Linked DNA regions of Mus musculus: regions 2 and 3 are each linked to region 1. Evidence: chromatin contacts called from ENCODE Hi-C or POLR2A ChIA-PET data. All regions are on one chromosome and are shown on one strand. The core of a region is the stretch at or near the end of the contact, and the rest is flanking DNA. Distances in the headings are between cores, read along the strand shown. Region 1 holds the start of Cdc42bpb (CDC42 binding protein kinase beta). Region 2 overlaps Cdc42bpb (CDC42 binding protein kinase beta). Region 3 overlaps Lbhd2 (LBH domain containing 2).

Region 1 (3,783 bases), core at 740-3,239:
AGAGCAGAGCGACGTATCTATCCCTCGCGCAGGGCACCCAGCTGAACCTGACTGCGGAACTGCCTCGATCGCAAGATCCAGTGCTAAGAATGGCAAACCCAATGTTGAGAAGTCTCAGATTGCAGCGTGCACTAAAGACCTCACTTTCAAAGCAACTCTGTGAAATCAGTTCACTATCCAACTGGAAATCGTGTCACTGCTAAGTCTCCGGAGAGCCAGTGCTCTCAAGGAAGGGCTCAGTCCTCTGTGTGACCAAGAGCAGAGAGAGGCCCCTCACAACAAAGCCCCCACACCTCCCCTAGCTGCTCTCAAGCAGCTGCAGCAACATCTCACGGAATAGCAACCAGGCAGAAGCCCTCTAAAACTGAGGGACAATGAAGTTCTACACACAGCTCTAGATTTCGGTTAGAGGAGGAGGCCTGCATGTGGAACACATTTGTTTCCTCCTGTAAATATCAACCTTATCTGTCCGGAAGATTAGAAATGACTGGTTCAAACTGCACAGTCTTAGCCCAATGACGAAAGCAACCAAGGACAAGATTTACAGAGCTGGACCTGAACCTAAATCACACTTCCTCCTCCTTAGTCCTTGTGAGGGAACTGAGGGTCTTAAGGGGAAATTACTGTCCGGGTTGGTTGAAACCTTACACTGTAGCCTGTCTTGAGAACTGTCAATGAATGACTTAATCAAGCATTCGTCCTAATAAAGCACAATAGATCATCCGATCTATGATTACTGCATTAGATCCCTAGATGAACCGAATACCCAAGATCAGATGTATAAGTTTTTAAGTGACAGTTCTAGCTGTCACACACACCCCGAAATATCACCAGTCTGACACGGTTACAATTAGGGAGTCGGGGGTTGGGGGTGTTGGGGGAGGGTTCTTGTATTTTATATAAAACCTTTAACAGTTAAAAACTGCTCGGACGTGCTAAAAGAAAGGGATATTCAAGCCGTGGACATCAAGGGGAGGTGGACAGGCTGTCACCTGGGTGGAGTCCTAGGGGCTGGGCTGTGGAACGAAGCCTTCGGAAGGCCCACCGAGCAGGGGCGGGTGGTGAGGAGGTGCAAAAGGCACAGAGGCTGCCCTCCCACCCGGTAGAGTCTAGGGCTAGGAGGGGTAGCTCCAGGCTCGACTCTGGACCCCAAAGGCTAGTCCGGGGCGGGGGCAGGGCGGATATCCCAGGGAGCGCTGCAGGAAATGATATCCAGACTGGGAGGGTGGGTCTAGGAAGCGGCCAGGGCGATGGCCGGGAGTGGGGGGAGTGCAAACGGAGGATGTGGCTCCGGAGCGCAGAACCAGGGAGGCCCGGCGCGGGTGCGAGCAGTGAGAGGCGCAGGGGGGCGAGCGGCACCTTACTCACCCCACTCGAGGAACTCCGCCACATACTTGTCGCGGCGCAGCGCCGAGTGGCTGCACTCGGTGTAAAGGCACACCAGCACGTCCAGCAGCGTCTCCACGCTCAGGGCGCTATCGTTGCGCCACGGCCCGTCCAGGAGCAGCTGCTCCAGCTTCTTGAGCCGCACCTTGGCCGACATGGTGCCGCGCGGCCCGCTCCCCACGCGCCGGCCTCTCTCCGTCCGTGCGCCCCGGCGTCAGAGCCAGCACTCCCCGGCCCGGCGGCCGCGCACCCCGGCGTCCAGTAGCCGCACAGTCCTTGTCGTCGCAGCCCGGCCTAGGCCGACATCTTGGGCTCCGTCCCGGCGGCACCGAGTCTGGGGCACCGGGCCCCGCGGGTCCATGGGCCGGTCTCCTCCCCTAGGCGCCGCCCGCACGCCGTCCCCGCCCTCGGCGCCTGGCCGCGCCCTCGCGCGCGCCGTCACCGACCCGGACCGCGGCGGAGCCCAGCACCGCGTACACCCGGCCGGCGCCCGAGCCCCGACCTCAGCCCGGCCAGCCGCCCAGCCCGCGACCTGCAAGCCAACCAGGGCGCGGCCAGCGCGGCGCAGCCAACCACCGCGGGGCCGATCGCCGCCGCGCTGACCTCAGCGCGACGCCCCGCCCTCGGCCCGCGGCGATCCTCCGCTCTTTGGGCCTCGCGGTTCGCCGTAGGGACGGTGTGGGGCGGGGTACCCAGTGCGAAACCGAGATTGCGGGTGGCGCACGCGCACAGGAGCGCGGGCGGGGCGCCCAGCCGCGCTGTGTGCGCCCTGGGTCCCATAGTTCGGCTCTGTTCCCGATCCTCGGGACCGACCCTCGTGGCCTAGCGAGGCAGCTGTCCGGCGCGACCCCCGGGTCATTACTGCTGGGTTTCGGTTGAGCTCGTCTGAGCTGTGAACCGACAGTGCTCTGGGTCCCAGTGCGCACGGGAGACGCGGGCGGGGCACCTGCCGGGAGGCTCCGGGGTCCGCTGGACGCGCGCTCCCCACTGGGCACGCGCCGCTGGGGATGCGCAGTGCCCTGTCTCATCGGTTCAGAGTCTACCCCGTGACTGATTATTAGGGTGTCGACCTGGTGGGGAGTAGACTGTTGTCTCCAGGCGAGTCGCCGCTTTCACTCAGTTGGACGGCTCAGAAGGTTGATGTAAAACATCCCTTATGACATCCCCAACCTCCGCAGAGGAGGAGCCCTTTGTGGACCCCAAGGTTGCTTCAAAAGAATGGGGGCTTGTGGTGCAGCAGAGGCGGGGCAGGTGGGGTTTGGAAGCCGGAAGCTGAGAGGAGCCTGAGGCAAAGCGCAGGGTGGAAAGCCGAATGGCGACTCCAGCAGGAAGCGACTGAAGAGTCCCTGCCTGCTGGGAATGATGTATGACTTGGTTGGGGTTACGAAGCACACACATAAGCCTCCAAACTGCCCTCAAAATTCACGCGCGTCAGTATGTGTGTGTATCTAACTTAGTTTTTAAGACGCAGGCAAAATAGCCCGGTATTGTAGGTTGGATAGAGCGAACCCTTGTCAGATCTTTATTATTGTGAAGGAATCTATACACATATAAAGTATATTCACGAGTTACTGCATGTGTGTGATGCCCAGTTGTTTAAACTTAAAAATTAAAGCCCAAGAGAATCATCCTACCCAAAACTAAAGTCTGAGCAGCCAACTGCATTTTTTTTTCCTTGACAGCCCTCTTGCTTTTTCTTTGTCCCGTAAGCTTGCCCACGAGAGTGTCTTCTTTGGCTGGCCCTGTCACACTTCCAGCCACTCCCAACGGACAACTCTGAGTCCCTTCTCTGATTGCATGCTGCTGGACTATTTAATCCCTCCAAATTAGGACTTTGCCCTTGCACCCCGGTACCAGTCTGAGGTGCCCAACCCAACTGCCTTCAGTGCGTCTGCTCATCCCAGATCTGTTTCCGCACTGCCTTTTAGGACGCCGTCCACCCCTGGGACAGATCAGACCCAGGTGTACTCTGTAAGCTTCCTTTGAACTTGAAACAGTGAGTATACTTGCGTGGTGGCACATGCCTTTAATCTCAGCACTCGGGAGGCAGAGGCAGGCGGATCTCTGAGTTCGAGGCCAGCCTGGTTTACAAAGTGAGTTCCAGGACAGCCAAGGCTATACAGAGAAAACCCTGTCTCTGAGAAAGAAAGAAAGAAAGAAAGAAAGAAAGAAAGAAAGAAAGAAAGAAAGAAAGAAAGAAAGAAAGCTTTCTGTAGTCAATTTCCTCTTGTGCATTTTAGTCAGTTTGGGAAAGGATTTGAGTTGCCACCCGGGAAGCCCTTTGCTCACTTGCCCTGTTCATAACTACTTTTACTTTGGTGCCTGCTTTTGGAGCATGAGGGCTAATATTTTAGAAAACAGAAAGTCTGTGACCAACAAGTTGAAGGGTGAGAGGCT
Region 2 (3,783 bases), core at 601-3,100, 46 kb before region 1:
TGCCGGCCTGAGGCCTGAGAATAAGATCATTACAGACCCTGAGGCAAGGGACCACGTCCACCAAAGCCATGCTGGCGTCTGTTCCCAGCAGCACAGTATAGCAGCCAAACCATGTTTGGTGTCCACTGCAGGAGTACACGTGCAGACTACAGGGCAGCCACAGGGGACGGCCCTGCCGGGGACACAGGGATCCCACCACAAACGCAGCAGAAGAGCAATTCTTACGGAGAAACGGAAGCACAAGGCAGGAGAGAACTAGCACAACCCATAACCTGAAATGAATCCGCCCACACAGTCGGGGCTGGGACAAGAAACAGGTCAGAGGCAGCGAGCTCAGAGGTGAGGCTAGAGGATCACAAGTTCAAGGCCGGCCTGGGCTACACTGTCAGACTAGAAAGAAAGGAGGGAAGGGGAAAGAAAGGTGGCAGAGACATGACGTAACGAAGGGACAGCTGGGGAACCAAAATGCCACAGCAGAAAAACTGAGCAAGAAACGGATTTGCTCAGAGGAAGAAATACAAGAGAAAAGTAAACTGTAACCCGAAGGAGTACTAACTTACAAGACGCTTAAGGGAAAGTGCATTTAAATCCAAGCCTAGGGAGGCACTGAAGAAGGAAGGTGGAGATGACAGAGAGGCTGGCGGAGGAGGGAAGAGCAGGCGAAAGAGCTGAAGAGAGAGGTGAGCCAGGGGAAAGAGGTGAGCAGACAGAAAAGCACTTAGTAAAACATGACTCCCTTCTGAAACAGAGCATTCTGGGTAAAGAAGACCGGCATCTGGTGAGACACCAGAGACTCAAAAACAAGCAATGTCCTGTTTCTTCAGACCCAGGGAAGACGACACTAAAACTCATGTGGAAAAATGAACTGACTAGAATAGCAAGAAAAGTCTCAAGAAAAAGTGGTGTGGGGGCTGGCGAGATGGCTCAGTGGGTAAGAGTACTGACTGCTCTTCCGAGATCTGACGCCCTCTTCTGGTGTGTCTGAAGTCAGCTACAGTGTACTTATTTATAATAAAAAACCAAATCTTTGGGCAGGAGCAAGCAGGGACTGAGCAAGCAGAGCTGACTGGAGTGAGCAGAGGTCCTAAAAATTTCAATTCCCAACAACCACATGAAGGCTCATAACCATCTGTACAGCTACAGTGTACTCACATACATAAAATCAATAAATCATTATAAAAACAAACAAACAAAAAAGATTGTTTAAAAGAAAAAGGAAAAAGAAAAAGCGGTGTGAGCAGATGTGACCCTCCAGTGGCGTCCAATGGCACCAGTGTCGGGAGCGCAGGGGAGGAGGGCAGCGCAGTCAGTCGGACAGAACATCCAGAAGCTCCACGAGGAACAGACCGCCCACGTGCGCGTGCCTGTTGATCCCAGCACAGACAGACAACGGACGGCAAGGGAGGACCGTGATCAAGGTCTTCCTGGGCTGAAGAGACAGATCTTGCATCTTTTAAAAAGAGAGGGAAGGGCTGGAAGGCTGGCTCGGTGGCTAACAACATGTAGTCAGGAGGACCGTAACTGCCTGCAAACCCAAGGGAATCCAGCACCTCTGGCCACGGTGGAGCACCTGAATTGACATGCACAAATCAACATACATGCACAGAATTAAAAATAACAAAAACAAATGCTAAAAAAAGAGATGAAGAAGAGAAAACTCCAGAGTGGCAGATAAAAGACAAATATTTCTTTGTAAGGAATAAGGCAGAAGCCCTAGTGAAGTGAGAACATATAACTCAGAAGCAGACACACAAGGATATAAAAAGGTTCAGCCTCACAAGAAAAAAGGAAAAGGAAAACTACAACTGTATGCCACCTCCTCGCCGTCGGTGGCAAGGGCTCAGCATGCGCAGTTGGCACGGATACAGAGGAAAGAGCATCTCACACACTGTGGACTGTAAAGCAAACAGGGATCAGCAACCTGTAAAAAGACGGCTCGTCGCGGGTATGTCTTCTGACCCAGAAATGCTGGTTCTGGAATTACTCTGCAGACACACTGACATTCACATGGAGATACAGCTACTCAGGGCCATACTGTGTGCAGCTGAGACACACCAGATGCACCTAATGCCCAGACCTAGGGCGTCTGCATACAGCAGAGCAGTAGACAGGTGTAACAGGGGCTGGAGGCATGGCACAGCAGTTGAGAGCACTCGCCAACCTCCCAGAGGGCTCACAGACCTCAAGGAACGCACACTGGAAATCAGCAGACGATCAGAGAGAAGCGGAGAACTTTCTGTGGCAGAAGATGGCTCCGAGGGCCTGGAAGTAGGTCACCCATGGCGGCCGCGAAGCCTGCCGGGGTAGAGCCTGTCAGGGGCCACTCGAGAGGAAGAGATGCACATGGGTTCAAAGTGCCTTTTCAGGGCACAAGAAGTGCAGGACAAGTCGTCGCGGGGCAACCTGGTTCACCGCTGTCACAGAACTGATGGGCAGTGTCTGCCGAGCGTGAACTGAATGCTTTACTCCAGGACCAGAGGACCAGCCGTGCCTGTTCTACTGCAAAGCACCACGTTCGTAAAAACACAGGGAGGATGAGGAAGGGTTCCGGATTTAAAAGGTGGAGAAGGTGGGGCTTGAGCGTGATTGGATCTGCCTCTCACCGGAGGACTGTGGTGGCCTGAAGGATACACACAGTCTTAGGCACTGGGACGTGGGCCACAGCTGGTGCTGTGGGGGGGCGAGGGAGTCTGTCACTACAGGTGGCTGTCACAGGCTGAAACCAAGCCACTTCCAGCTCCCGCTTCTCTTTTTGCTTCATACTCTCAATTCAACGTGTGAGCTTTTGGCTTCAGGGTCCTTGGCCCCAACCCTGCCACCGCAGACTCTTCTCCATCCGGGACTGTAAGCCAAAAGGAACTCTCTTCCTTAAGTTGCCTTTGGCCATGGCGTTTTACCACAGTGACAGAAGAGTCACACTACGTAAGGACCAAGGGCCAATGCGAGCACAGACAGAAGTAAGACCAAGAATGAGTTTCCCTGCCTGGGCACAGTGGCACACACCCTGAATCCCACATCTCCAGAGGCAGCCAGAGCTCTGGGAGTTTGAGGCCAGCCTGGTCTACATAGCAAGCCCAGGGCAGCCAGAGCTACATTATAGAGACTCTGTCTCAAAAACCAAAACCCAAAATAAACCAAGAGGTCTCCTGAGGCCAAGCACACTCTGTGAAGAGAACGCACCGAATCCTCAGACATCCAACACACACACCAATGCAGCTCTAGAAAGATGCTGTGCACATGTGTGTGCGCACGGGAGAGGGAGACACTGGGCAGGATGTCAGCAGCGCGTGGATCTGGGCAAATGCTTTTCTACTTTCTGGCAATCGTTACACGAGCTGGAAATTAGTTTAGACGTTGTTTTGGAAGGAAATGTTAGAGCTGGGATGTAGCCCAGCAGAGCGCTTGCTGGATAAGTGAGACCCTAAACTCAGTCTCTAGGACTCCAACATTAAAAGGGAGAAAGAAAACACACACTATAGACAGGCCAGGAGTGGCACTGCATGCTTGGACGCTCAGCATTAGCGAGGCTGTAGCAAAAGAACCCCGCTGCAGGCCATCTGGCCGTCAAGACCTCACCTCAAGCCCCAACAGTGTATGTATAGTACGGCTCAGGATATGTAATAAAAACCAGGCAAACCTAATTTATATCTCCAAGGCTGTAATGTAGCAGTCATTTGCCACATACAGCTACTGAAATTAACTAATTAAGAACCCAGGAGCCAGTGAGATGGTTCCCTGGGTAAAGGTCACAGACGTCACCAGAGGACCTAAGTTTGATTCCTG
Region 3 (3,783 bases), core at 361-2,860, 36 kb after region 1:
CACAGGAGGCCCAGCTCGCCAAGCTTCCTGTCTGGCTGGGTGTGGCCAGGACCCCAGCCCCTGCCTTTGCGCTCCATGGTCTAGATCTGGAACATACCCCTCTTTGTTCAGTGGCTTGAAGCAGAAATAAAGGCATCCTTCCTGGTGGCTACGGGCACCTTCGTGGGTACTTGAGCTGCTGGGCACAAGTTTGCTTCTGCTAGTGGTATTCTAGTCTCTCTGAGGCTGGGCAAGTCAGAAGGTTGGATGGTAAGCACTTGGTGCTTGGCACTCAGCCCGGGGTGGGGAATGCCAGGCTGAGCAGAGCCAGAAGGCTGTTCACACTGTCTCTGCCTAGGGACCCTCTCTCTACTCTTCCTTGCCTAGACTGCCTATGGCCATTCTTCCAGGTGGCCTCCTACCTCTGTTAGAGATCCCTTGGAGGTCAGGCACCCCTTGTACCCTGCATCCTGGGTACATTAGGGCATCAGGGGTGGTCTTCTTCCAGCCCAGATTATATTAATTCCCTGAAAAAGTCCCATTTTACAGATGGAAAAATTTAGGTTCAAAATGAGGTGCCCTGGACCGGTTTTGCCCAAAGCTATGGAGGGACCCTCAAGCTGGCCACAGCACCCATATGTGACCTTGGGTGGGCAAGCACCTCCTCTTACCTTGAATGATGGTCTTGTCTCTTCACAACCAAGAGGGGAGCTATGGTACCTCATCAGGGCTGACTTGGGGAGTAGAAAGCTGACCATGCCTAGGGCTCCCTCTTAAGATGTACTGCCCTCCCTTGGCCAAGCCTGAGGAAGTTCAGGGCCTAGCCACTAGGAAGTTTCCATAATGTTAGCTCAACAAAGCCCTCAGGCCGAGGCCCCACCATGGGTGAGCTGGTTGGGCTGTGGGAGACACAGGCCTTCTGTTCTCTCCTGGCCTCCTTGCTAACCTCCAGGATGAATAAAGCAATTTCTCCAGCCCTCCTCCCTTCTAAATATAGCCTGGCCCCCAAACGCCAGAGGTGGGAGGGGAGGTGCGGAAGTTTGCCTGGAAGTCTGCTTTAAATTTAAAACCGTGGGTGCTCTGGGTCCAGGCTGTCAACGTGGGCCCTGCCAGGGTTCACGGGTTAGAAGTGTTGTTGTCCTAGAACCTCCCTGTCCCCAGCCCTCCTTGTGGGTTTTGAGAAAGGTCAGTGAGACTAGGAAATGGGGAGGGAGTGTGGGGATCCTCAGGGGGCTGACCTTTGGCAGGAAGTGCTGTCCACTCCGAGAGGCAGAGCAGACCGGGACGAGGAGCGATGTTGCACCACCTCTCTCCCGGGCAGGATTATGCCCAATTAAACAGGGTCCCACAGAAGGCAAGTCCAGGGCCCTTGGAGAGGGGCGGGGGTGTCTCCTGGGACCCAAGCCCAGGCTTTCTCCGTGGTTTACCAGGGTAGCCCCAGTGTAGTGATAACCCATTCCGGAGGTCCGAGAGCTAGAGGGGGCGTAGAGGGTCGGACCTCTGCCCACTTCTCCCTAAGCAGTGGGAGAGAGCCCGGGTGAGGCCAGAGCGGACGCCACACCCACTCAGCAGTCCAGCCTAGCCCAGCCTCTCCTTAGCACACAGGAGACCTGAAATCTGCCTGCGGCTCCCCCTAGCGTCCGCCGGGGTCAGTGCTTAAAAACAGCAGACGCCACCGTCTGGTGCGTTTAGGTCCACCAGCAGGCTGCAAATTGGCCTCAGAGAGAGTAGGGCACAATCCACACACACCTCGGGCCCCACAACCCCGCTCCCGCCAGACCCCCGCAGCCGCCAGGGACACAGGGTAAACTCCGCCTCCCCAGTCTTAGAATGGATTCCAATCTGGGCCCCTTAGCATTCTGGGCAAAATTGACCCCTAGACAGGTAAACATCTGTGGAGGGTCCTTCTGCTCTTGCCTACCTAGAAGCCAGGTCCTCAGGTGAGGTGAACTCACATCATCCCAGTAACAATCCTGTTTACTTAAGAGTAAATAAGGCTTAGAGACAAAGATGCCTCTCCCAAGGTCGTGGGGAGCTGGGGTTGACGTTCTCGGTGTCTATGGTGTTCTAGCTATGCCTCTCCTCTTAGCTGGCCCCTGCACGGCCCTCAGCTGATCTCAATTTGACTGCCCTGGCGCCTGGGCTTCTCTTAGACTATGCTGGGACTTTTCCGCTGGGATTTTACTGAAAAAGCCAGGGGAAGGCAACATGGAAAAATCGAACAAGTTGCTGGCTGGGTGTAATGGCACTTACTGCAACCCCAACACTTGGGAGATGAAAGCAGGAATGGAATTCAAGGTCATCCTCAAGTATGTAGCAAGTTCAAGGCCAGCCGACTTGGAGTTGAAGAGTTGGCTCAGCAGTTAAGAGCACCATCCGCTCTTCCAGAGGACTAAGCCTGGGTCCCAGCACTCTCATGGTGACCAGAGGACATGACACTCGGAAAGCACAGACATACATGTAGGCAAATCACCCATGCACATAAAAAAATAGATTAAGGCTGGAGAGGTGGCCCAGTGGTTAAGAGCACCTGCTGCTCTTGCAGAGGACCTGGGTTCGGTTCCCACCTGATGATTCACAACCATCCCTAACTCCGGTCCCAGGGAATCTGTCCCCCTCTGACCCCTGCAGGCACCATACATGTATATGGTGCACACGCATATTTGCAGGCAAAACACATAAAATAAAATAAACACATTTAATAAATTAAATATATATTTAGTGTTATTTTATTATATTATATATTATTATATATAATTTTAAATTATATATTACACACATATATATAATTTAAAATTCTACTTTGATGAAAAGAATGTTTAAGAACACAAAAATACCAACCAGCAACAAAATCAAAGAAGAACATATCACAGCCTCATGGGCATGCTCAGTCCGGGGTTTGGTGAGACTTTGGGAGAGGCCTAGAACAATCCTCCTGGTCCTGGGTATTAGATTTCTGAGGCAGCATAGACACAGCAGTCAGAAAGAGATCAAAGTCTTCCTGCTTGGACTTATGAGGCTAGACTTCAAGCAATTTGAACTTGGAGATCCCAGGACTTACATTTGAGTTGGAGACAGTCTTGGTATCTCCAGTCGACTGTGTGGTGGTGGGTAGGTCCCTGAGCCCAGGGCAGCCTCCTTAAAGGGAGCCAATAGGCAGGTCAGGCTGAGCCGAGGGGAAAGGTCCAGCCGGGTACCTCTTGGGCTTGGATTGGTAGTTCCACCTAGGGAGCTATAATTACTGAAAAGTAATTAACTGGAGGGCATCCTGGAGGTGGTTCTGATGGCTTCTGTCTGACTTGGCCTGTCTCCAAATAGCATGGGGTGATGTAATATGCCTTGTATCATCAAATCCATTATTTATATGTTGAACCCTTAGCTCCAGAACCTGAGAACATGACCTTATATGGAGATAGGGTCTTTAAAAAGACAATCAGTTAAAGTCAGGTCAACTGGGAGGCTGGGTATATAGTTAAGCTGTTATGTTGTCTCCCAGAAGAGGATGCAGAGACACAGCACTGCGCTGTCACCTTCGCCAGCCTTAAGACCCTCTTCGTCTTTTACAGACCCAATTTATGCTAAATGGAGACTTATGTCTTTAGTGAAGAAAAGAATTTTAGGACTAGCCAGTCTGAAGTAGAGTTGGAGATTTTTATTAAAGATCTTTAATAAAACTTTAACATAGGATTACACGTGACGTTAGGGGAAAGAGTAAGACTTAATGGAGGACATGTTGGGAGAATAGCAGAAAGTAAGACATGCCCACGGGAGGAGTCAGCCGGCTCAGGGGGGCTCAGCAGGGGA

Evidence for each region. Hi-C counts contacts between places; a loop is a spot of excess contacts on that map. ChIA-PET counts read pairs that join two places held with the same protein, here RNA polymerase II (POLR2A).
Region 2: a map of left cerebral cortex shows a loop between it and region 1 (4-fold over the local background). The contact joins the enhancer-like site here to the promoter of Cdc42bpb in region 1. A Hi-C loop is called at or near these places in 8 of 37 maps with a recorded cell type or tissue (adrenal gland, heart and left cerebral cortex). POLR2A ChIA-PET finds 5 or more read pairs at or near these places in 2 of 5 experiments (Patski and embryonic stem cell).
Region 3: a map of heart shows a loop between it and region 1 (3-fold over the local background). The contact joins the enhancer-like site here to the promoter of Cdc42bpb in region 1. A Hi-C loop is called at or near these places in 1 of 37 maps with a recorded cell type or tissue (heart). POLR2A ChIA-PET finds 5 or more read pairs at or near these places in 2 of 5 experiments (Patski and embryonic stem cell).

Annotation. Positions count from the first base shown.
Region 1 is chr12:111,375,729-111,379,511 of GRCm38, forward strand. Cdc42bpb (CDC42 binding protein kinase beta) reads right to left here and starts at 1,990. Exons shown (of 37, transcript NM_183016.2): 1 at 1,369-1,990. The coding sequence starts at 1,543.
Region 2 is chr12:111,329,927-111,333,709 of GRCm38, forward strand. The region is part of intron 5 of Cdc42bpb (CDC42 binding protein kinase beta); the gene reads right to left. Among named protein-coding and RNA genes, the nearest start is that of Cdc42bpb, 46 kb to the right of the region's middle. Within about 2 kb of position 1,851, at least 1 of the 3 ENCODE cell types and tissues checked has a DNase peak (open chromatin) inside an H3K27ac peak, as active enhancers do; it is left cerebral cortex, where a contact is called at or near this core.
Region 3 is chr12:111,411,905-111,415,687 of GRCm38, forward strand. Lbhd2 (LBH domain containing 2) reads left to right here. Exons shown (of 4, transcript NM_001101503.2): 4 at 1-188. Among named protein-coding and RNA genes, the nearest start is that of Exoc3l4, 3.6 kb to the right of the region's middle. Within about 2 kb of position 1,611, at least 2 of the 3 ENCODE cell types and tissues checked have a DNase peak (open chromatin) inside an H3K27ac peak, as active enhancers do; they include heart, where a contact is called at or near this core.